3 separate regions of the Mus musculus genome follow, and regions 1 and 3 are each linked to region 2. A link is a loop called in an ENCODE intact Hi-C map of the cell type or tissue named here. Cell type or tissue: gastrocnemius. All regions are shown on one strand.

Evidence for each region. Peaks named below come from ENCODE experiments on the same cell type or tissue, not always from the same donor. Only the 100,000 strongest peaks of a DNase experiment are listed, where the experiment ranks them.
Region 1: a loop joins it to region 2, with 2.8 times the contacts of the local background. A loop is called at or near these places in 2 of 42 quality-filtered maps.
Region 3: a loop joins it to region 2, with 2.4 times the contacts of the local background. A loop is called at or near these places in 8 of 42 quality-filtered maps.

What each region holds. Positions count from the first base shown.
Region 1 is chr4:155,365,634-155,373,633 of GRCm38, reverse strand. No RefSeq gene overlaps it. Among named protein-coding and RNA genes, the nearest start is that of Prkcz, 8.2 kb to the right of the region's middle. In gastrocnemius, a CTCF peak has its summit at 4,767 (motif pointing left); DNase peaks (open chromatin) are centred at 1,618, 2,219, 2,612, 4,754 and 1 more place.
Region 2 is chr4:155,697,088-155,705,087 of GRCm38, reverse strand. Ssu72 (Ssu72 RNA polymerase II CTD phosphatase homolog (yeast)) reads right to left here and starts at 273. Exons shown (of 5, transcript NM_026899.3): 1 at 1-273. In gastrocnemius, a CTCF peak has its summit at 4,445 (motif pointing right); no DNase peak of the experiment used is centred here; H3K4me3 peaks cover 905 bases; H3K27ac peaks cover 2,077 bases.
Region 3 is chr4:155,620,982-155,628,981 of GRCm38, reverse strand. Slc35e2 (solute carrier family 35, member E2) reads right to left here. Exons shown (of 9, transcript NM_177186.4): 9 at 5,642-8,000. It overlaps Cdk11b (cyclin-dependent kinase 11B), which reads right to left and starts at 4,128. Exons shown (of 20, transcript NM_007661.4): 1 at 4,041-4,128; 2 at 3,328-3,451; 3 at 2,093-2,208; 4 at 159-286. The coding sequence starts at 3,438. Gm16023 (predicted gene 16023) reads left to right here and starts at 4,227. Exons shown (of 3, transcript NR_040441.1): 1 at 4,227-4,623. In gastrocnemius, no CTCF peak of the experiment used is centred here; a DNase peak (open chromatin) is centred at 4,224; H3K4me3 peaks cover 2,149 bases; H3K27ac peaks cover 1,924 bases.

The sequences.
Region 1 (8,000 bases), 330 kb after region 2:
TTGGATAAAGAATCTGTTTGCTAGCCGGGTGTGGTGGCGCACGCCTTTAATCCCAGCACTCGGGAGGCAGAGGCAGGCAGATTTCAAGGCCAGCCTGGTCTACAAAGTGAACTCCAGGTCAGCTAGGGCTACACAGAGAAACCCTGTCTCGAAAAAAAAAATCTGTTTGCTGGGGTTGGAGAGATGGCTCAGTCGGTTAAGAGCACTGACTGCTCTTCCAGAGGTCCTGAGTTCAATTCCCAGCAACCACATGGTGGCTCACAACCATCTGTAATGGGATCTGATGCCCTCTCCTGGTGTGTCTGAAGACAACTACTATGTCATAATAAATAAAATAAATCTTAAAAAATAAGAAAAGAAAAGAAAAAATAATCGGTTTGCTAACAGCCAGCTATCAAGGGAAATCAGGACTACTTGACAAATTTTTTTTTTTAATTTTTTTTTATGAATTTTATTTTATTCATTTAATTTTTTTAGATTTATTTATTTATTATATGTAAATACACTGTAGCTGTCTTCAGACACTCCAGAAGAGGGAGTCAGATCTCGTTACGGATGGTTGTGAGCCACTATGTGGTTGCTGGGATTTGAACTTCGGACCTTCGGAAGAGCAGTCGGGTGCTCTTACCCACTGAGCCATCTCACCAGCCCCTACTTGACAAATTATAGCCAACAAAATCAACATAACTTGTGAATGTATTAACTATCTATCCAATAAATTCAGACATTGAGGAAAGATACCAATGCATCTATCTGTCCATCTATGTGTCTGACATAGTGGGCTCACAACAGCTCCGTGGTGAGGTTCAGGCTAACCTGGGCTACACAACAAGATCCTGCGTGAGAAATCAAGTCATTTTTTTTTCAGGTATTTTGTGACAACAGGAAGTTAGCACTTCCCATAAAACCAGACAATATTGTTTCTTCTGCCAGGACATCTAGAATATTCTCTATCTCTTAATCCATTCAGTGGATACCGTTCATTTTTATTAATTGGCTCAAGTCTCCTTTTTAAGTGTTAATAGCCTTTGGGAAGACATGCAGAAAGATGGGCTTCTGGCATGGAGCTGGCACCTGGCAGGGCTACCTACTACCCTGGATGAGATGGGACAGCCCCATACCACATGTGAGGAACTCAAGGCCTGGATAGGACCCCAGTCCATCTGGCTCCACACCCCAGCTCCTTCTGCCTCTGTCAGATGAGTGTTGTGGCTGTTTACCCTCCTCATTTCCAAGAAGTCTATTAACCCTTTGTTCTGAGACCCTTACCTTCAGCATCCCAATGACACAAGTTCTGTGCAGCCAGCTTGGCTGGGGAGAGGGGGTGACCCTGAGCTCATATGCCTAGGATGGCCCCACAGCTGCCATGCCCTAGGGTTCAAAGGTACATTACTGGGAAGTGTCCACACTGTCCACAAAGCCACGCTGTCAGGGGAGAAAGGTCAAGGGCTCCTGCAGGGTCCTGCTCTTAGGAGGCTCCTGACCCTTGTGAGAATTGGATGAGCTGCTCTCAGCAGGAAAGCTCAGATGCTTCCAGAGAGAAAGACACCTGGACACAGCCAAGCTGCAAGGCTTGAGTCTGGAGCCTCCCTGCAGAGCAGCAACTCCTCCATCTGCTAGATTGCTGGAGCCAATGCCGTGCAGCAGGGGCATGCCTCCTTATGTCCTGGCAGGATAGCTTCGCATGGCCTGTGTGAGTGCCAGGGTCATGTGTGGGGGTCGATCTATGTGTCCAAATGTGCAGCCTTTCATTTCAAAGGCCATGGGCCACTGGTCAAGTGAAGTCTGTGGTAGCTTTGGGCTACTCTTCACTGCTGGCTACAACTACCTCCCAACCAACCATGACAGTAACTGTCTGATGACGTGCGCTACAAGAGTTGTGTGTACTTGCGGGTCTTTCCTTGGGTTTAGACCCTGAGGAGGAATGATCAGAAAGAGACGTCATGGGTGCTTTCAAGGCTTTTGCTTTCTCTAAAAACAAGTCCCTAGTAGGCAGCTGGGGAGTGGGGCTTCTCCCATCCTCTAGCCTTACCAGCCCAAAGGACCTACTGGACAATGTTTTGGCTCTCTGTGTTCTACAGCCTGCCAGCCTCACCCAGGAATGATTCACACATATTCTGGACCTGAGCTCAGTGTAGTTGACCATAGGCCCCCCAAGACCACAGAGCTCAGATGGCATAAAGCCAGTAGGTGGCTCAGGCTGGGGGCTGGGAAACCCTTTACCATCTCCTGTGATTGTTTGAGTTAAAGTGACTCTATTTTCATGGGGCTAAAATAGTGCTTGTAGTCCTGGAGCTGTTGCCGTCATTGCCATGGCGACATGGTTCTGGCAGAGCCCCCTCATCCTCCACTGGGTCTTAAGTAACCTCAGTCCTTAGGAAGGTGCAGTGGGGCCCAGTCTGTTTGCAGCGGCCTCCAGACTGGTGCAGCACAGTAGCCCAGCTGCCTTTGTGCCCATATGCTCTGACAATGCCCCGAACCTGTAACTCAGGCTTGGGTCCTGGACTCAAGCAGGCCCGAGACAGGAGCCCCACTCTGTGCTCAGCCAAGGTACAGAGAAAGAAGTGAGTATGTGTGTGTTGTTTTGCTGTAGCCTGGAATACCTGCAGGGACCTTGAGCCTTTGCCCTGCTGTTGCAGTCATGTGATCCTGGAACGGGTCCAGTGCCTCTCAGGCCTTAGGCCTGTACGCTGGGAGCACGTGACCAATAAACAAGTATAGAGCCTCGCAGGCATGTGAGGCTTGGGTGGCGATGCCTGGTGCAAAGGTAGCCACAACTGTGCCCGGTGCAGGATATAGCCCTAGAGCATGGCCTGGGCCCTCTGCACAGTTCGGCTGGTAAGTGTGTGGAAGCAGCCGAGATGTCGGTCTGTTATTTTACAGCTCTACTATACTTCTATCTAGCTCCCCTTCTTTCTAGCCTCTTGACCCAACAACCCACAGGTTTTCTTAGCTTTTCTGTCTTTGCTGACCCAGCATTACCCACATTCAAAATGTCCAGATACAACACACACACACACACACACACACACACACACACATACATACACAGACACACACACACACTCACACACACATACACATACACACATACACACACTCGCACACACACTCGCACACACATACACAGACACAGACACACACATACACTGGCACACACACACTCGCACACACATACACAGACACACACACACACTCGCACACACATACACAGACACACACACACACAGAGGAAGATTATGTCTGCACATTCAGGGACATGTGTACACTCAGTGTTATAAGGTCTAGTGTCCACAGGTTTTTATTTTCTGGACCGGTGGACTGACTACTCAGAGGGTAAAGACGCTTACCATCAACCTCATCACCATCCCTAGGTCCCACCCACATGGTAAGAATGGATTCCTACGGGTCGTCCTCTGACCTCGTGTGCACTGTTACAGGTGTACACACCCCTCTACACACACAATAAATAACAAATAGATAATATTCAAGGATGACATAATTTAATTTAATTTGGAGAGCTGCAAGATACATAGGGTTCTTGCTCACCCTTTGACTGGAAACCCCTAAGTTAAGACTTCGCATAGACATGGTATGTTTATTAGTATAGAACAACTTCCATATTATTAAGGACACATTTTATCTGGGTTTCTCAATTTTTGAACAATGTTTTTCAATATTGCATTGGCCTGGTCTCCCCCCACCCCCATGTTTCCCAGACAGTTTCTCTGTGTACCAGCCTTAGCTGTCCTAGAACTCACTTTGTAAACCAGGCTGACCTGCAAGTCACAAAGATCAGCTTGCCTCTCTCTGTCTCCCAAATGCCATGGTGTAAAGGTGTGTGCCATCACATCCAGCTCTGACCTATTTTTTTTTCAGCAGGTATTGCTAGTCCTTTTCTAGGTGAGATACACTCAGTACTTGACCTCTTAGGTGCATCACACTGCATCCTGAGAGCTGGGATTTCAGGTGTGCACAGCCAAGCCTCGTTTCTGCAGTGCTGGGGATTGAAGCCTGGCTTTCTACATTCTAGGTACTCTACGGACAGAGCTACATACTCAGGAGAACAGTCTTTATTTTTGGTTCAGATATTAAGCATAAGGTCATAATTCTTTGCAATAATTTCTGGGAGAGTTTCAATAGAGCAAATTTCCAGGTGACGTAGCAAATAAAAGACAAAATACCATTTAAGTCAAAAGAACAAAATTACTTTGTTTCTGTGGGTATTATTGAAAGTTGAACTTAGGACCTCATCATGTTCTACAGAGCCACATTTCCAATCCCACGTTTTTAGTTTTTACTATGAGTCAGAATCTTATTAAGTTGTCCGGGCTGCCTTGAACCGTCAATAATTCCTTTCTCAGTCTCTTAAACAGGTGGGAATTACAGGCTTGCGGCAAGAGGTCTGTTTTAGCAGTCCACAGATTAAAAAAAACCCAAAAAACAAAAAACACCCGAAAAACCCGGGATGATTAGCACAATTAACTGTGTAGCGGAGGGTGGGAGGAATTACCACTGGAAGAGCAGATGGCTGGATAGACGGAACTGAAGACATAGGCAACATCTTATGGGCCTGGGAGGTGAGAAGCAGGATTGTGTGGAGATGCAGACCCATGGCGCTGGGGGGTAGCCAGCCAGAGCTCAGATCATGAGGGAGTAGGGCACAGCACCCCCACCTTCTAAGACAGAACCAGGATCGAAGTAAGGAACAAAGAGCCAAGCCCTCCCTCAGCTGCGTCCCTCCTGTGCCCCCTTCTGGGAATGCTCGGTATTGCGCTTGCCTGTGGAGGACAGGAAGGACCAGGTGGACTGGAATTTCATCTCTACTCACCAGCCGTGTAGGCGAAACGCAAGGTTGAGGCAAAAGTGGCTAAGGACACCTAGGACTTCTGGTGTGTCCCCCAATCTTTTCACCTACTCCGTATCCTCCTTTCCACGGCCTCCGCCGTTTTAGCTTTCCCAGAATTCCCTGCTTCTCAGGGTCATAGGCCTCTTTGTGAGCCCATCACGTCCTTCCCCTGTAATATGTTGTTAGCTTCCAAAACCAGCCTCTTCCAGAACCTGGTCTTCCACATGCAACAGAGTCACCATTTACTTGTTTATTTAGGGGTTGGTTTTTTGGGGGGGGTGCAATGTATCTCCCCTCTGCCCCTTTCCCCCCAGAGTTTCTCTGTATACCCCTGGCTGGCCTCGGCCTGGGATTAAAAGCTGCATAGCCCAGGGCTGGAGAGATGGCTCAGAGGTTAAGAGCACTGACTGCTCTTCCAGAGGTCGTGAGTTCAATTCCTAGCAACCACATGGCGACTCACAACCATCTGTAATAGTGGGATCCCATGCCCTCTTCTGATGTGTCTGAAGACAATGATAGTGTATTCATATACATAGAAAAGATTAAAAAATTTTAAAAAGCTACATAACCCAATCCTGCCGGCCCTGGCATCTGTTTATGTGTGAGTGTCTTTGTCTGTGTGGTGTGCTGATTAGTTTTCGGTCGGTTTGAGGTAGCTAGAGCCATTCTGAGAAGGAACCTCAACTGAGAAAACACCTCCATTCAACCGGCTTGTCAGCAAGTCTGTAGAGCATTTTCTTGATCGGTGGTTGTCATAGGTGCCCTTCCCGAGTAGGTGGCCTTGAGGTGTATCGGAAAGCAAACTGAGCAGGCGCGGAGGGCGGACTAGCACCCACACTGCTTCTGTTTCAGTTCCTCTCCTACGTTCCTGCCTTGGCTCACCTCAAAGGGCTGCAACTCTGGATGATATCTAAACCAAATAAACTCCTCCCTCCCTCAGTTGCTTTTGGTCATGGTTTATGGTCACACTAGGCAGGGAACCAAGCCCCGTGTACTTAAGTGGGATTGAGGCAGGGTTTCTCCCTGAATCTACTTAAGTTAGGCTCAGTGATCCTCCTGCCTCTACCTTCCATTCAGAGTTGGCTTGCAGGTCCGTGCCGGACGGACAGCTTGTTACATGGGTGCCACTGAGCCACATCTCCAGCTCCACAGAACTGTCACCTCTATAGGTCTGGGAAACACCGAAAGCAGCGGCCTGTCTCAACTGGCATCAGGCTGCACAAGAGAAAAACCCTGGCTTATGGCTGCACAACTTTTGGCACTTATGGGATATCAAGCAACGTCTGACGGCTGACTGAATGAGTTCGGTTGATATTGTCACTTCAGTTGGTTTCTCTAAGTCCCACAATCCCTGACAGAAAAAGGAAACATCTGCGGTAGGGTGCCTCCCTCTCTCCGCTGTGTATGCCAAGCAAATGCTCTGGGCCCTTCCTGTAGCAGGTGGGTTCCTGCCAGACCCCACCCGGGTCAGCCTCACATCTGGAAAGGTGAACAATGTTTCCTCTCCCCTATAGGCTCTGAGAAAACCAGATAACAGAGATCCGCTGGACTTGGTAGAGCCTCCTAGGGAGGTAGGAGAAGCCCTCACTTAACCCTTTGTGAGCCACTGGCCACTCCTTACCCTTCCCCACACCTGGCAGTATCTACCCTGTCCTTCTGCGATGGCTTGTTTTACGTCAGCTTGACACAGCTGTAGACACCTGAGAGTCAATTGAGAAATGCCTCTATATGACTGGGCCTAGCCCGGTGTGGGTGGCACCACCCCTGGACAGGTAGTTCTATAAGCAGTCTAAGCAAGCCAGTACGGCAGCCCTCCACCATGGCCCATCACTCCTGCCTCCAGGTTCCTTCTCTGTTTGGGTTCCCGCCCTGAGCGCTTTCAATGATTAACTGTTATATGGAAGTGTAAGAGAAATAAACCCTCTCCTCCCTTTTGGTCAGTGTTTTATTACAGCAATATAAACAAGTAAGACACCATCCACCAGCTGGTCCCAAGAGATCTGAGTGAAGCCGGGCATGTGGGTCCCCACCCACCCAGCTGGGCTTTGGGGAAGGGGCTTCATGGACGGCCTCATCTTCTCAGAAATTGAATCTGTATAAACCCATTTTTAATTGTATCTTCATTTGGAAAACGGTTTGTGTTTGGGAGTATCCAGTGTCTGTGGAAAACTGGGGAACCACAGAAACTTTAGGACATGGAAAGGATCTGCCTCCAGTGGCCCAGCCAGTTTCCTGTCTGCGGCCCCAACCGCCCCATGCTGGGGTCTGCCTCACCTCACAGGTTCTGAGGGTCACCTCCAAACCCTACCCACCAGGGAGGAAGCTCTGGAAACCTGCCTTTCTGCTTCACTATGACTGGTCTGGTCGGGTCTCCATGGAAGCTGGTGGAAACCCTGCCCCCGCCTTGGTGGACAGAGTCTGGAGCTCATGTGGCCCCAGAAATCCCACTCATTACACTGGGTGCCTGGAGAGGCCATGGGAACACCCAGCCAAGTGTTCACTGGTGAACTGGGAAACAAATCCTGTTGTCTGCTGCCAGGCAACACCCCGACACAGTTCCCAGGGGAAACCTGCAGGTCCCTTCACCCTGGAGCCTCACAGGTTGGGGGTTCTGATTTGGGAGTTCCTGCTGTGACCTGCTCCCATAGGCCTGGAGGTTGCTTTGCATTGCAAATACTGGCCTCAGGAGAGAATGGCCAAAAGGAAGGGTAGTTAGGGGCTGGGGAAGCTCTTAGGACACTGGTTTGAACCATAGGCATACATTTTTTGCAACCTACTTTTAATAAGGGTTCAACCTCTTCTATAATCCACCACTCAGTAGAGGTAGTAGAAGAGAAAAGTTATTAGGATGGGGGGAAGTGGACCTATTCAGCAATAGTTCTTTGGGGGTGGGTTTGATCCTCTTTGGCAGCAGTTTAGTCCCGTAGCAAACACCAAATATGACTCAGCAGCTGCAGACCAGTCCTCTAGGCAGGCCGACGCCAGGCAGGAACCAGCAGCCGTAGTTCAGTTCTGAAGAAACCACCAGGCTCGCCAACCAGCCTGAGACGAGGCTGCAGAGGTGGCAATCTGCCACAGGAACCTACCTCATGAGCAGTTCTTGGGCGGGTTTCTCTCAATGGTGGCGTTATCATACGCTGAGCTCAAGAGC
Region 2 (8,000 bases):
GCCGCGCCTGCGTCCTAATGTACCGTCGCCTCGGATGACGCGCTAGGCGCGGCGCTTGCGCAATACTGAAAACTTCAGTGGGACGGGCGTTGGGGCGGGTCCGGGGAGTCTCAAGTCCTTTCCGCGGCTTCTCTTGGTGTGGTTGGGACGTTTTTCATTCCGGTTTCCTCCAGGTGGTCACTCTGCCAATTTCATAGATGCACTGGGCTCCAGCACTTGGTTTGTGCCCTATCTCTATCACGAGTACCTTCCTCAGAGTCACTGGACTTCTAGAAGCACGTCACTTCCTCTGTGAGCCCGTTGCAGCTTAACATGTAAACGATATGAAAAATATGGGTGAGGTAGCGGGCTCTTCAAGTTCGGCCAATCGGAAAACTGGCAGGAAAAATCGCTTCTCTGTTGGAAGCCAGTTTAGGTTGCCTATTGAGAGCTCGATCTCAAGTGAGAGGGGGAGAGAGAAATAGAGTTGCTGCTGGGCGTGGTGCCTCACACTTTTCTTTAATCCTAGAACTCGGTAATCAGGTCGACTTACAGCCGGCCTACCTGCCTGGTGACCTGTCCCCTCTAGCTCGAATGGAATGGTCAAGAAGTGAAGGGGATTAGATAAGTTGTTTGGAGATTCTGAGAACTCCTTTAAAGTTGGAGCAGTATGAGATTGTCAGGGACAAGAAGGTAGATAATGTGTAGTAAGTATAACAAAAGCTGTGTTTTGCCGGGCGGTGGTGGCGCACGCCTTTAATCCCAGCACTTGGGAGGCAGAGACAGGCAAATTTCTGAGTTCGAGGACAGCCTGGTCTACAGAGTGAGTTCCAGGACAGCCAGGGCTACACAGAGAAACCCTGTCTCAAAAAAAAAGCCGTAGATTCAGTAATCTACCCTTTATTCCTATTATTCCTGTATCTTCCTCTTTTCTTTTTCATCCCTTCTCCCTCCTTTATAAAAGTATATTTTATTCGCTTATAGTAATTGTCTCAAAGACTACCTCTACCTGTTTGCCTAGGCCTAGAATCTTCTAGCCTCCATGCAACCTTTTTTTCTTTTAAAGTTTATTTATATATATGAGTACACTATGGCTGTCTTCAGTCACACCAGAAGACGGCATGGGATTCCATTACAGATGATCGTGAGTCACCATTTGGTTGCTGGGAATTAAACTCAGGACCTTTGGGAAAGCAGTCCGTGCTCTTAACTACTGAGCCATCTCTCCAGTCCTATTTTGAAACTAAATTTCCCACTATGAACCTCCTCATTGCTATTGAAGTCTGCCATCATTGTTCCTTGTGTTAATGAGGAGGAGAGTATTGAGAACCTGTTGCGAGTAAGCCCACAGAGACCATCACGTGGACACTCTGAAAGCCAAAAGGAAAGTCTTTATTTTTGCCTGCTAGCTGCACAGAGAACTTGCCCAAATCATGTAACCTTGAGCCTTGCAGCTCTTTGACTTTATGTACAAAGACCATCTTGATTGGCATGCTTCAGTTAGCGAGAAGCAGAACTGTGGAAGTCAAAAAGCAAGATTAGAACATTGAGGAAGTTTTTACTTGGGGACTTATGGACTATGTTTCTATTTAGTCAGGTGTTGAGGCCTATGTGCTGGGCTTTTTCTTTGTTTGGTTTGTTTTGAAGATTTATTTTGTGTGAGAACACTAGCTGTTGAGGCCTATGTGCTGGGTGGTTTTGTTTCTTTAAAGATTTATTTATTTTATGTGAGTACACTGTTGCTCTCTTCACACACACCAGAAGAGGGCATCAGATCCCATTAAAGATGGTTGTGAAATATGGTTGTTGGGAATTGAACTCAGGAGCTCTGGAAGAACAGTCAGTGCTATTTATTTATTTCATGTATATGAGTATACCAATGCTCTCTTCAGACACACCAGAAGAGGGCATCAGACCCCATTACAGATGGTTGTGAGCCACCATGTGGTTGGTGGGATTTGAACCCAGGACCTCTGGAAGAGCAGTCAGTGCTCTTAACCGCTAAGCCATCTCTCCAGCCCATGTGCTGGGTTTTAAGTGCAGAATGGTGTCTCTAACATAGCATCAGTTGTGCTAAAGTCTGGGGACCTGTTACAAACGAGGTGCCAGAATCCTTAGGTCCTCTGATATGTTCAAGGGAACAGTATTAAGCAGCACGTGTGTGTTTTTGAGGAACCAGTGAGGACATTTCCCCCACTTTTATCATACTTACTATTATAAAATTCTGTGGCCAGGAGTGACAGTGAGTACCTTTGTTTTATGTTCTCTTATCCTGGGTTTGCTTAGTTGGCTTTTTGTTTTGTCTTTGGTGTTTTTGAGACAGGCTCTTACTAAGTAGCTCTGTCTTGGAAATCCCTATGTAGACCAGGCTGGCCTCAAATTCCGAGATCTGCCTGCATCATGCCTCCCAAGTGTTGGGATTAAAGGCCTACACTACTCCACCTAGCTGGTAGGGGTTGTCTCCAAAAAACTAACAAAAAATATGTATGTGGGGCCAAAGCGCAAGGAGCATTTAACAAACAGGAGGTGCAAGTGAAAACTGGGCGATCATTTGAGAAGAGGATTAGGGGTGCTGTGATTGCTGTAGTGTGATTTATCCAGTGCGCTTGGGCCTTTAAAGGATCCCCAGTTGCTAGTCAACTGGCCATTTGGTAATTCTTAGCCATTAGAACCGCTTGGCCCTATGGCCTTCTGTGTTGGTTGCCTCTTGGATTTCTGGGAAGGGGATAAGTTATATATAAAAAGCCAGCTGAGGCAGAGAAAAGAGGAACTGGGCTAGCAAGGTGAGAAGAAAAGGCAATTGGTGCAGAAGATATTGTTAGGAGGCAGTTCAGCCAGGAGAAGCTGAGATGAGCAGAGGCTGCCACAGTTGTGAGGGTTTGGAGCTGCTGGTATTGACAAAACTGTAGAGGGGACTGTGTAAGCAGACTGTTGGGGACTGAGGGGGGGACAGTCGGGAGAAACGTTTGAGGCTGGGAGGAGTGCTGGCCGGTAGCTAAGAGATCTGGTTACTGTTCTAAAATAGAAGATGTTTTACACAACGCTTTCATACCGTAAAGATTCTCTTCACCATAAAGATTATGATGAAGATCCCTTTTCATTTGCAGTCACAAGTAAGAGCAGATCTATTTACACAGTGAATATGAAAACCTCTGTGGTTTTCCAATGCTCTCATAACACATCAGCCTGATATTCAAGGCATTATGTCTTGACGCCAATCTCTCCTCCGTCTTAGAACGTAATGGCAGAGAAGCTAGACGCTGCTCATCTCATGCCTTTCCTTCTAATATATGTGCTGCTCCCATCCGTTATTTCTTCTGCAGACATTACTTCACCTGTCCTGCTTGTCCAGCTATATCTCAGTCACTTTCGTCACTAATTGAGCCACAACTGATGTCCCTTCCTTCAGAAAGGCTTCCCCTCCTACTTCTTTAGTCCACTATCCTGTGCCTGCTCCAAGTGCCACAACACATTCAACTTGCCCTTATGTCTCTGAACATTCTTTTTGGAACTATATGCCCTGCTTATAGACTCTGAACCCTAAAAGGGTTCATACATACATATATACATACACACATATGCATATATGATACACATATACACCACACACATGAAACCCAAGGCTTTCTTCCACTGAGCTGCCTCCCATCCCCTTTCCAGTATGCATAGGCCTGCTGTCCCAGTGTGGGTAAGATGATATTTATAACCTCAGTACTTAGGTCGTGAGGGCAAGAGAATCAGTTTAGGGTCGATTTCAGCTATGCAGAGCTTAAGGCCAGCCTAGACTACACGAATCCCTATCTCCAAAACAAAGTAAAGCAAAACTTACTGTCTGTGTACAAGCCCTCAACCGAGTGCTCCCAGATCATAAGGGAGGGGAGGGGCTAAGTGATATCACAGCCTTGTGCACACTGAGTGGTCACACTACCAAGACTACAGAGTTAGACTCTCTCTCTCACTGATGCCTGTTTCAAGGCAGAAGGTGAGAAACCTAAGCTGAAAAACTCTTTTATTTTTTATGTATATAGGTGTTCGGCCTGCATGCATGTCTATATATGTATGCCTGGGACACTCTGAGGCCTGAAGAGGGCATCAGATCCCCTACAGCTAGAATCTAGATGGTTGCCAGCTAACCATGTGGGTGCTGGGAATCTAACCCAGATCTTCTGGAAGAGCAATTAGTGCTCTTAAATGATGAGCCAACTCTCCAACACCTAGAGCAATTTTTTATTTTTTGTGTAGCCCTAGCTGTACTAGAACTCACTCTGTAGACCAAGCTGGCCTCATCTGCCTGTGTCTGCCTATCTACCAAGCCCTGGGATTAAAAGTGTATACTACCACCTCCCAGATCATGACATTTAAAAAAACAAAACAAAACAAAACAAAAAAACCTTTTAAACTAAAATGAAGTCTTTTCTTTCTTCAGATTTTATTTTGTGTACATCTGCATGTACCCCTGCATGCCAGAAGAGGGCACCAAATCCTATAAATGGTTATGAGCCACCATGCCATTGCTGGAAATTGAACTCAGGCCCTTTGGAAGAGAAATCAGTGCTCTTAACCACTAAGCCACCTCTCCAGCCCTACCACTTTTGCTTTTGCTTTTTTGACACAGTCTCTCTATGTAGCATTGGCTGGCCTGGAAATCACTATGCAGACCAGGTTGGCCTCAAACTCCCAAATGCTGGGATTAAAGTGCCACCATGCCTGGCTAGGACAAGTTTTTAATAGCTTGAATAAGACAACTAACCTAACAAATCACAAGTATAGTACTTAAGTCATAAAACTCAGTATGTTTCTCTATACATGAAAACACCTGCAAAATTAACAAAACACATTTATCAAACTCAAACATTTCTTATACCACTTTGTAATCTTTCCCGCCTCCTCTACTCCCAGCCCTCAGTCATATCCCCAGGCAACCCACCACTCTCCAGTCAACACTAACGTTGCTGCCTGTTACTATGGTCTGCATATTTTAGAATTACAGTCTCAGGTAGTTCAGGCTAGCCTCAAAGACAATTTATGCCTGGGAATGACCCTGACATCCTGACCCCCTTCACGTGACCAGGGTTCTAGTGCCCTGCTCCTTTGTCTGGCCTTTTGTTGTTGTTGTTGAGACAAGGTTTCTCTGAGTAGCCCTGGCAGTCCTGGAACTTGCTCTGTAGACCTCAAAACTCAGTGATCCACCTGCCTCTGGTCCCCAAGTGCTGTGATTAAAGGTGTGCACTACCATGCCCAGGTTCCCTATTGCCAGCTTTCCTGCTGTCTATTGCTGGTTGCTTTCCACTGTTTGGCCATACCACATTTTGATCAACAACCTGCAGATGGTAATTTGTGCTGTTTCTAGTCTGGGGCTATTACAGATACCTCACACTTCAGCCATGAGCATCTCCGTGTAAACTGTGCATACAAACACTTTCGAAGTTTTCATTGAACTAATACCTGGAAGTGAAGCAGAAATGGGATTTTTTTCTTTTCATTCTGTTTTGACTTTTGTGTTTTGGGGGCAATGCCTCACTTGCTAAGCTCAAGCCCCCTTCAGGTCTGTAATCATCAACCTCCTGAGTGCTGGCCTGTGCCACCATGCCCAGCCTGTGTGTGTGCAAATGCTTCCCATTTGGATTAAGAAAAAGTCAAAGAGGAGAGGCATGGTGGCACACACCTTTAGTCCCAGAATTCTGGAGGCAGAGGCAGGCGGATCTCTCTCAGTCCAAGACCAGTCTAGTCTATATAGCAAGTTTCAGCATAACCATGACTTTATAGTGAGACCTTGTCTCTAAAACAAAAAAGGAGAGACAGACAGACAGAGACAGAGGGAGGGAGAGAGGAAGGGAGGGAGAAAAAACTGCTGAGGGGATGGAGGCATAGCTTCAGTGGTAGGAGCTCTTGCCAAACATGACAAGGACCTGAGTTCAGTCCCTAACATAGACAGGGCCTATGGCAAGCAATCCTCTTGCTTCAGCCTGCTAAGTGATGAGATCATGTGAATATCTCATGTGAATACCACGTGTTTGGCAATAGGCAGAATCTTTAAATACTGATATTTACATTCCTTTGTGTGTGTGCTCATGGAGCACGTACATGGAGAGGTCTGGCCACAACCTCAAGGAGTTGGTGCCCTCGCTCCACCTTGTAAGTCCCAGGACTCAAACTCAAGTCAAGCTTGACAGGTGCCTTTACCCAGTGAGCCATGTCACCAACCTGCAGGCTCATGTAGCCAAGACTGGCCTTGAACGTCGGATAGCCCTGCCTCCACCTTCCAACTGCTGAGAGATTATATATTTGAACCCAGAACCTAGCTTAAAATTTCTATAAAGTTTATCAATTTGTTCTTTTATGATACATGTTATTATGTGTGATGGGAAAAAAAGGGTGCTAGATAGGATTAATGGTATATTGTGCATTTCAGAATAGATCAGAGAACCCGGAGACATAGCTGGAAACTTCAAAATAGGGATGGGGATATAACTCAGTTGGTAGAATGCTTGCCTAGCACACATAATACCTCAGGCTTGACATCTCGTACTCTATAAAACCAAAACTGGTGGTCCATCAATTATTTCAGTACCCGGGGAGAAAGAAGGGTCAGGGTTCAAGCTGATCTTTGACTCATGAGTTGGAAGCTATCCAAGGCTGTAAGAGACTGTCTCAAAAAAAAACAAGAAACAAAAAAAACAAAAAAGGCAGGGAGGGAAAGATGGGAAAAGGTAGAGGAAGACGCAGAAGGCAGGCAAGAGGGGTGTACATACCTGCAGCACCAGCACTCACTCACGTGGCTTAGTCACATTCCTTTAATCTTAGCAGTGGGGAGGCACCAGGCAGCAGATCTCTGGGAGTTCAAGGCCTGGCTGGTCTACATATCAAGGTGCAGGGCAGTCAGGGCTTTACACTAAGACCCTGTCTCAAAAGCAAAAATCTCCTGAGTCACACTAGCCACAGTGACCAGTGGGGTTACACTGTGTGTTCTGAAAGGGTGTGTTACTGTCCTGGGTACAGTGAGTGAGCTTTGAGTCACTTCTATGTAACTCAGCACATGGAGGGTCTGAAATGCTGGTACACTTTTCATGGGGGTTCAGTTCACGCAAAGAACGATGGCTATGGGTCATTCTGGTAGGCTAAGGTAGTTACATGCTATGACTATGTTTTTGAAGGTAGGCAGATTCGAAGGTCTTGTTTTGGGTAAAAATGTACAATGTCCCTGGAGATCATACTGAAAATTTTAAGAAGGGACACACACTTGAGCAGGGTTGGGCTGGGGCATAGCTGCTCATGGAAACCTGAACAGTAATTAAATGGGTACAATTCATTCCTCTCCATATGTCTGACCTGTATGTTGGGGATTTTTGTTGTTTGTGTTTTCTTTTTTTTTTTTTTTTTTAGGTTTTATTTTATTATTATATCTAAGTACACTGTAGCTGTGTCTTCAGATGCCCCTGAAGAGGGCGTCAGATCTCATTACGGATGGTTGTGAGCCACCATGTGGTTGCTGGGATTTGAACTCAGGACCTCTGCAAGAGCAGTCAGTGCTCTTAACCACTGAGCCATCTCTGCAGCCCTGTTTGTGTTTTCTTTCCTGGCCTTTAACTCGATGCGTAGCTAAGAATGACTCTGAACTTCTGATCCCCAGCCTCCGTGTCCTGAGTGCTGGTGCTGCAGGTACCTACCACGCTGCCCAGTTTATATGGTGCTGGACACTTGCAAGGAAAGCATTCTAACAGCTGAACCACAGTTGAATCACATTGAGGGCCTAGGGCAGTCTAGAGCTTTGGCACCAGAAGAGCCCACACGGTTCTAGCTCTAGAATCAGACTGTGCCGAGGGAGCTAGGGTACTTTAGACAGGGAACTTCCAGCGTGCCAGCTGCTGCCCATGCAGGTTGAAGACATCAGAACACACCTCATAAACAGCCTAGATCCCCAAAGAACAGCAGTGGGAGAAAAGCTGGACTGCAAACCTCTTCCACTTCTGCTCTAGCTGTCTAGACAACCTACTATGTCCTCCACCCCTCAGACAAGTCCG
Region 3 (8,000 bases), 76 kb after region 2:
AAGAAAAGCAAACAGTTATTCCAAAAAGTCGACTATGAGTTTATGCTTTTGGCTAAAATTCCACTCATGCTCGCTTTTAGACCCAACTGAAGAAAGCAGAACATGGGAGAGGATGCAAACAGCTGTGACAACCACAGAAAAGGCCAAGCCTTCCATACCTCCCTCTGCTGAATGGCTACGATGTCGACGTTTCTCTTTTCTTTTCTCGTCTTTTCTGTGATGAGCCTTTTCTTTCCGAGACATTTGCTGGGGTGGTTTGATGGCCAGAGAATCATCCTCCTCTCCTCTGAAAGAGATGAGCAGCACCGTGAGAGCAAGAGCAGAGTGCCAGCATCTACTCAGACAAGAGCATCATTCCCAACACAAAGAACTGTGAGAAATCAGTGTGGCCTGTAGTACGAATGTGCCGCCTTTCTACAGAGAGGGGCGTGCTCATTTATCCATTTCCTTGATTGTGGTGATGGTTTCATGGCCAAGGTAAAATATGTCAAAGCACACATCATATACAATTCATTTAGTTATTTATACCTCGATAAGGCTGCTAAAGTCCAGTAATTTTATTAACTTTAACAAATAAAAAAGGTCACTTAGGGCTGGTGAGATGGCTCAGTGGGTAAGAGCACCCGACTGCTCTTCCGAAGGCCCTGAGTTCAAATCCCAGCAACCACATGGTGGCTCACAACCATCCGCAACAAGATCTGACACCCTCTTCTGGAGTGTCTGAAGACAGCTACAGTGTACTTACATATAATAAATAAATAAATCTTTAAAAAAAAAAAAGTCACTTAGCAGAACCTTCAACTAATTCTTTAACACAAGACCCTGGAAGACTTTACACTCTGAGTTTCTTAGAAGGATTTCCCTCGGAGTTGGTGAGATGGCTCAGCAGGTAAGAGCACCCGACTGCTCTTCCGAAGGTCCTGAGTTCAAATCCCAGCAACCACATGGTGGCTTACAACCATCCCTAACGAGATCTGACTCCCTCTTCTGGTGTGTCTGAAGACAGCTACAGTGTACTTACATATAATAAGTAAATAAACCTTTAAAAAAAAAAAAAGGACTTCCCTCAGTTGTCTTACAGGATGGGAGGAGAGAACAAATGACCTCACCACCGTGAAAGGACCATCAGACATCGATGCTGCTGACAGTGGCCCCTCCAAACTCAACCTTGGGTTACTCTGAAAACTGTAGACTTGCAATACAGGATAGCGATTTAAATATACTAACTAAATGGTGCTGGTTTGATTGAAGATATTACAAAGAAAGGAATACATGCTTATTTGGACTTCATAATAGCTGACTCCACACAAAAGCCATCTCACATGTGAGACAAACGTCAGGACAAAATACAAACTTTAAATAGCCAGCCATGGTGGCACACACCTTTAAATCCCAGCACTTTTGAGGCAGAGGCAAGTGGGTTTCTGAGATAAAGGATTTATATAGTGAGCTCCAGGACAGGTAGGACTATATAGAGACACTGTCTCAAATAAACAAAAAAAACCCAAACATACAAAAATTTATCTTTTTAATAAATTCATTTATGTGTATGAATGTTTTCCTGCATATATATTACATGTGCCCATGGAGGTCAAAGGGCGAATCAGATTTTCTGGAATTGGACTTACAGATGGTTGTAAGTCACCATGACCATTGGCTGCTGGAATCAAACCTGTAGACTTGCAATACAGGGTATAAAAACAACAAGTGCTCTTAAACACTAAGCCTTCAAACCTTTCCCTAGTAATACCGACAAAAGGCAGGCTAGGGGACCAGAGAAAAGGCTAAATAGTTAGGAACACTTGTTGTTCTTGAAAAAGACCCAAGGTCAGTTCCCAGGACCCATACTGGGCATCTCACAACAACCTTTTACTCCAGCTTTGGGGACCTTTTGATTCCTGTGGATAAAGTAACACCCACGTACACCCCCACCCCAACACTAACTCCACCCACCAACCAATAAAACTGCAAAAACAAAACGCATGTTTTAAGTAGTTCACAATTCTGTATTGGGATGCATTCATAGCTAACCTAGGGCCCATGTGGCCCATGAGCTACAGGCTAAATATGACAACAGCTTAAGTTCTCTCACCTGTCTTCCATAGAATCCTCTCTTCTATATGGTGAGTTCCTGATTGTGATCTCCATTCGGTGATCTCTCAGCTCCCCCTCCTCAAGGGAATCCCTTTTGGAATCGCGGTCATCAGACTAAGAAGCAAAGGAAAATGAAGCATTGAGTCATTTTCCTTATCAATCACCTTTCTTCTTTGTCTATCTTTGAAAAATAACTTGTTATGTAGCTCAAGACGGTTTTTGAGCTAGAAACCTGCCTCCGTCTTCAAAATGCTGAGGTTACATCACTGTACATCACTGTACATCACCATACGTAGCTCACTATATATATGCACAGACACACACATATATAGGAAGTATATGTGTGTATATATATATGCATATATACACATATATGCACACATACATACAAATGCACATATATATAATTATACATATACATAAAATATACATTGCACTGGCTGGCTTTGAACTCAATAGATCTGCCTGCCTCAGCCTCCTGAGTTCTTGAGTGTTAGGATTAAAGGTTGTACAGGTTAAATATCTTTAAGGATAATTGAAGTTTGCTAACCAACTCTAAATATACATTTTTTGAATAGAAACTTCAAATATTAATTTTGTTCAAAACTCATGTAATTAAAATCACTTTTTTTTTTTTTGGTAACCTGAAACCTGAGAACAGAAAATTTAAAACATTGTACATGATAAGGGTCATAAGACTATATGAACGTTAGTTTTTCTGAGCCAAAACTAAGACTTTAGTTGGATTTTTACACACGAAATACATCATACATATATTGACAATAAGAAGCACTTATATCAATGTTTCTTATCCAGTCACCTAAGGACTCTAAATATATCATCATCCAAAGCAAGGTAATTACAAAGCACTCATTTTAATTGCAAGGAAAGTTCCCACTTTATTAAAAATGCTTGGTAAATGGTATTATGAATATACTAATAATGAAATGAGAAAAATTAGTCTGGTGGCAGTAATGATTCTAGGTTCAGAATATTTTATTTTGTAACGAGATATTCTCATTTCGATACAGCTTCAGTGTGTTATTAATCTATCTTCAACGTCAACTGAGTATATGAATGTTTTTGTTAATTTTAGAATAGATTTTGGGCTCACCTGTGACATTTGGAAGTACAAAAGAACTTCACCGAAGAAGCGTTGTTCTAATGGAAAAATGAGGGCAAAGAAATTAAATCTTCTTTAAGAAAACCACTTACTTAAAAAACATAGCTTACATTTTTTAAGCGTTTTATCTCTGCTTTCTCCTCTTGTTCTTTCCTTCGTTTCTTTTCCTGGAGAATTTCATCTAACGTTTTCACTTTCCAAGAGTCCTTTTCATCACCCATTTGAGTTAAAACACTGCAAAAAGAAAAACAATTCAAGCAACCTCGGGACACAGAAAGCTACGGTCGGTCTGTCGGTCTGTCTTTTCCGAACACTTAAGTCTAATCGTTAGTGTTTCAGAGTAAGTCCCGGTAGGTCGGAAGGATTCTGCCTGAATACACTGTCGTTTCTGTCATTCCTGTAAGGTTTTGGGTAACTTAGTTTACCTCAGTGTTTTCCGTAAAACGCAACCATCATCATCCACGTAACGGTACTGTTCTAGGATGAAAGACCATCCAGGTCATTTCAGTGCCTCGCACTCAACACACTCTGCCTTAGGTGTCAAAAGGTTGTATGAGAAAGCTCCAGGACGCGGGGAGGCCTGGGTGACAGGTAAGATCAAGGTGCACTGTCAAGCGCGGGACTCCGGGGCGGGGTCCCACTTCTGAGGGTTCAGTCACGCAAACCTGAGGCAAGGGCCGGCTCCGGGGGCCGCCAGGCCTGCCGCCTCCACCGCCCTCAGCTCCGTGTGGAGCGAGACTGCTCCGCGGCAGCAGCGTGTCGCCAGCCGCGATTCTTCAGGGGCGCCGTAAACCCTGCTCCGAACCCCCGCGCCGCTACTCACCCCTGCGCCGCTACAGCCGCCGCAGCCGGTCCTGGAGTCTGGGAAGGAACAGCGCCCGGCGCGCGCCAGGATTGTCGTCACTTCCTCCGCGGAAGCGTGATGATGACGTACGACGACGACGACGAACCGCGTGTGCGCTCGACTTTTTTTGGCCGCCCCACAGTACCTTGCGCGCACCGGAAGTGTCCTTACATCGTGAGTTGGCTCCTGCCAACGACGCGAGGCTGGGCGGATAAAAGCGAAGTAGCGTCTGGTAACGTCCTGGGGTGTCTCCGAGAGATGACGTTTCGAGACGATGCGCTCGGCCGTCTGCGGAAACCGGAAACCGTGCCTCCCGCTGCACCTTCGCTCTGCCAGGCAGGGCTACCTCCAGGCACTCGGTAGCGTAGTCTGCAGGCCGAGCAGCATTTGCACTCGTGACAAGCTGCTTGTGCCACTCAACCTTCCGCAGCCAGACATTTGTTTCTACCCATCAGACTAATTGCTCTGACGTATAGACGCCTCCAAAGTGGCGTCGTGCCATCCAATGGAAAAACAAGTTGTCTTTCTGACCTACCCAGGACCCAGGAAGCTGAATTCACAGGTAGGCTAGTTAACATCCTATGATGAGGAAGTCCCCTGCACAAGAAAACATTGAAACGAATCCAGTTTCCTCAGCCAACCTCCTTAAAACAACCTCTTCTGCTTGGCCTACGATAGTGGTTGAGTCTTTATGTTATTGTTTTGCTTTGAAATAGAGTTTAGTACGTAGACCTAGCCTCTATTTCTGGCCTGTATCTCTGTATTCTTTTTGTTTTCTTTTCATTCTAAATGCTGAAGTGTCTAGACACTTCTCAAACGTGTACTTAAACCACCTGAAGGTCTTAAAGGTTTTTACGATTCCACTAAAAACCTATTAACCTATCAGGGCTTATGGAAGAGAGAGCAGAAAGGAAAATTCCAGCTGCTTGTTTTTGTCAGGTTATCCTGTGGGTATTGGGGAAAAAAACAAACAAACAAAAAGCAATGCCATGCATCAGTGGAGCACACCTTTAATGCCAGCACTAGGGAGACAGAAGCAGGCGGACCTCTTGTGAGTTTGAGGCCAGCCTGGTCTACAGAGCTAGTTCTAGGACAGCCAAGGCTACAAAAGCAGCTCTGTATCGTGAAACAAAAAATAGCAATATGATTAAATTTCTTGAGTTAGGGTCAGAAACAAACAAAATGAAAAGGAAACCACTGTTAGTTATGACTGTGAAATGGTAAGATGTGAAAGAATATAACAACTAGTGTATGAAAAAAATGAGGGATATTGGAGTGAAACACTTTGTGATCCCAGCTCTTACTTTGCCTCCAGAGTTATCAGTGACTTGGAAACTAAGTCTGATTTCAGTAGCATACATAACAGAGTTATACAAGCCAGGTGGTGGTGGCTCACATCTTCGATCTTATCACTTTGTAGACAGAGGTACCGTTTAAAGGTGGCCTGGTCCACAGGGTTACACAGAAAAACCTTGTATCAAAAAAAAGGAAACCAAACGAACAAAATAGTTACATGTTTTCATATTCATACAAGAACCATTGGCAGCTTGGATAAAAAGAATGAGGAGGCTACTGCAGGATTAATTACACAATACCAATTTATTTCAGGAATCACTGAATTATCTAACAGAATTCTTTTCTAGGAGGCATTAATATAATTATTTAAATACTGAAAGAGGTGAAATACAAAACAGTGTACATTTTATGATGTGTTTTAATTCTCTAGTATTGTTTGGTATAAAGCAAATATGACTTGGCTTTGATGCAGACAATTGTCCACCCTAAACTGTGGCCTTTTCCAAAGTGCCAACATTGAACGAACATTGAACGAACATACTCACAATTACATTATTATTAAGTCCAGACATTACAAATGAATTTAGTATGCAGCTTGAGTCCCAGAAATGAAAAGTAAAAACAAACAAAAACCCCACAAACACACAACTAGCCAACTTGATTTAATTCAAACTAAACTTGGACATATTAGGAAGGGTCCAGCAGCTGGCAAAGTCAGGATCAGAGTACCCAGGAAAACGTACTTCAGAGACACTGAAGTTAAAACCTACTACACTCTAATTGTGGTGGATACTATTTGTCCACAATCAGCATGTCCTGTTCTAATTCATGGGGAGAGCAAAGGCATTGATAAACTAAGAAAAACAGGCTGGAGGCCATGTCTCAGAGAAAGAATAGCAGCCTAGCATTCCTGAAGCCCTGAGTACTATGCCTAGCATAATAAACGAAGGGTGGGAGAATGAAGAGATGAAGAGGCCGCCTCACAGGGAGATCAATATTTACGTGTTAAGAAAAAACAAAAGATTGATGTTCAAAGGCAGGAGTCAGAAGTGGTGACACGTACTTGTAATCTCAGTCCTGAGAACGATGACTTAGAAGAATCTAGAGTTCAAGGACACTATGGGTTACATAGGTAAATGCAATCTCAGGAGGAGCCGGCATTGTTTCCCATCTGTACTAACATCTTTCTTTACCCCTTTCCAATGTTAAGAAGACATCACTTGCTGGGCGGTGGTGGCGCACGCCTTTAATCCTAGCACTCGGGAGACAGAGGCAGGTGGATTTCTGAGTTCGAGGCCAGCCTGGTCTACAAAGTGAGTTCCAGGACAGCCATGGCTACACAGAGAAACCCTGTCTCCAAAAACAAAAAAAAAAAACAAAAAAAAACAACAAAAAAAAAAAGAAGACATCACTTGGACAGATGTGACAGGAGGCTGTGCTGAGCATCTGTTATTATCACTGAGCAAAGTGATCATCTGAGAGCAGGATCACAAAGCCACTTGTTTTGTGCTGTTTTTAAGGCACAAAGTAAAGTTTACTTGGCCGAATCCCTTGAACAGCTTTAATTCTCTTTAATCTCCTCTGACTCATCATTTTTACTTTTCTTGAGACAAGGTTTTTCTGTGTAACAGAGCCCTGGGGGTCCTGGATTTGGCTTTGTAGACCAGTCTAGCCTCAAACTCACAGAGAATCACCTGCCTCTGCCTCCTAAGTGCTGGGATTAAAAGTGTGAACCACCATCTGAAGACAGATGATAATCCTAATATTTGAGAAATTGTGATCATAAACATTTTTTTGAAACTTGGTCTCAATATGTAGCCCAAGCTGGCCTTGAACCACTATGCACTCTTATGCTTCCAAATTACTAAGATTATATGTATGTGCCATCATGATCGGGTTTAAAAACAAACAAAACAGGAGCTGGTAAGATGGCTGATCTTCAAGACGACCCGAATTCAATTCCCAGGAGCAACATGGCAGCTCATAATTATCTGTAACTCCAATTTCAGGGGATCCAACACCCTCATAAAGACACACATGCAGGCAAAACAATGAATTAAAAAAATACTTTCCGGCCGGGCAGTGGTGGCGCACGCCTTTAATCCCAGCACTTGGGAGGCAGAGACAGGCGGATTTCTGAGTTCGAGGCCAGCCTGGTCTACAAAGTGAGTTCCAGGACAGCCAGGACTATACAGAGAAACCCTGTCTTGAAAAACCAAAAAAAAAAAAAAAAAACCAACCAAACAAAAAAAAAACAAAAAAACCCAAAAAACAAAAACGTTTCCTTGTCTTTTAGTATTAGAAGTTTTGGGGTTATTTTTGTTGTCTCCCCTTTATCTTTCTGTCCCACATCTGCTGCTGGTGATCAACCCAAGAGCTTCACAATACATGCCAGTGATGTGCCACTAAGGTATACCCCAAATCATGGACGTTTTTAAATTTTATTTATCTATTTATCTGGTTTTTCAAGACAGGCTTTTCTCTGTGTTGCCCTGGCTGTCCTGGAACTTGTTCTGTAGTCCAGACTGCCCTCAAACTCAGAGATCCACATGCCTCTGATTCCCAAGTGCTGGGATTAAAGGCTTGCACCACCTCCCCTAGCAAATGTACTTATTTTTAAGATATATGTGTGTGTGTATATGT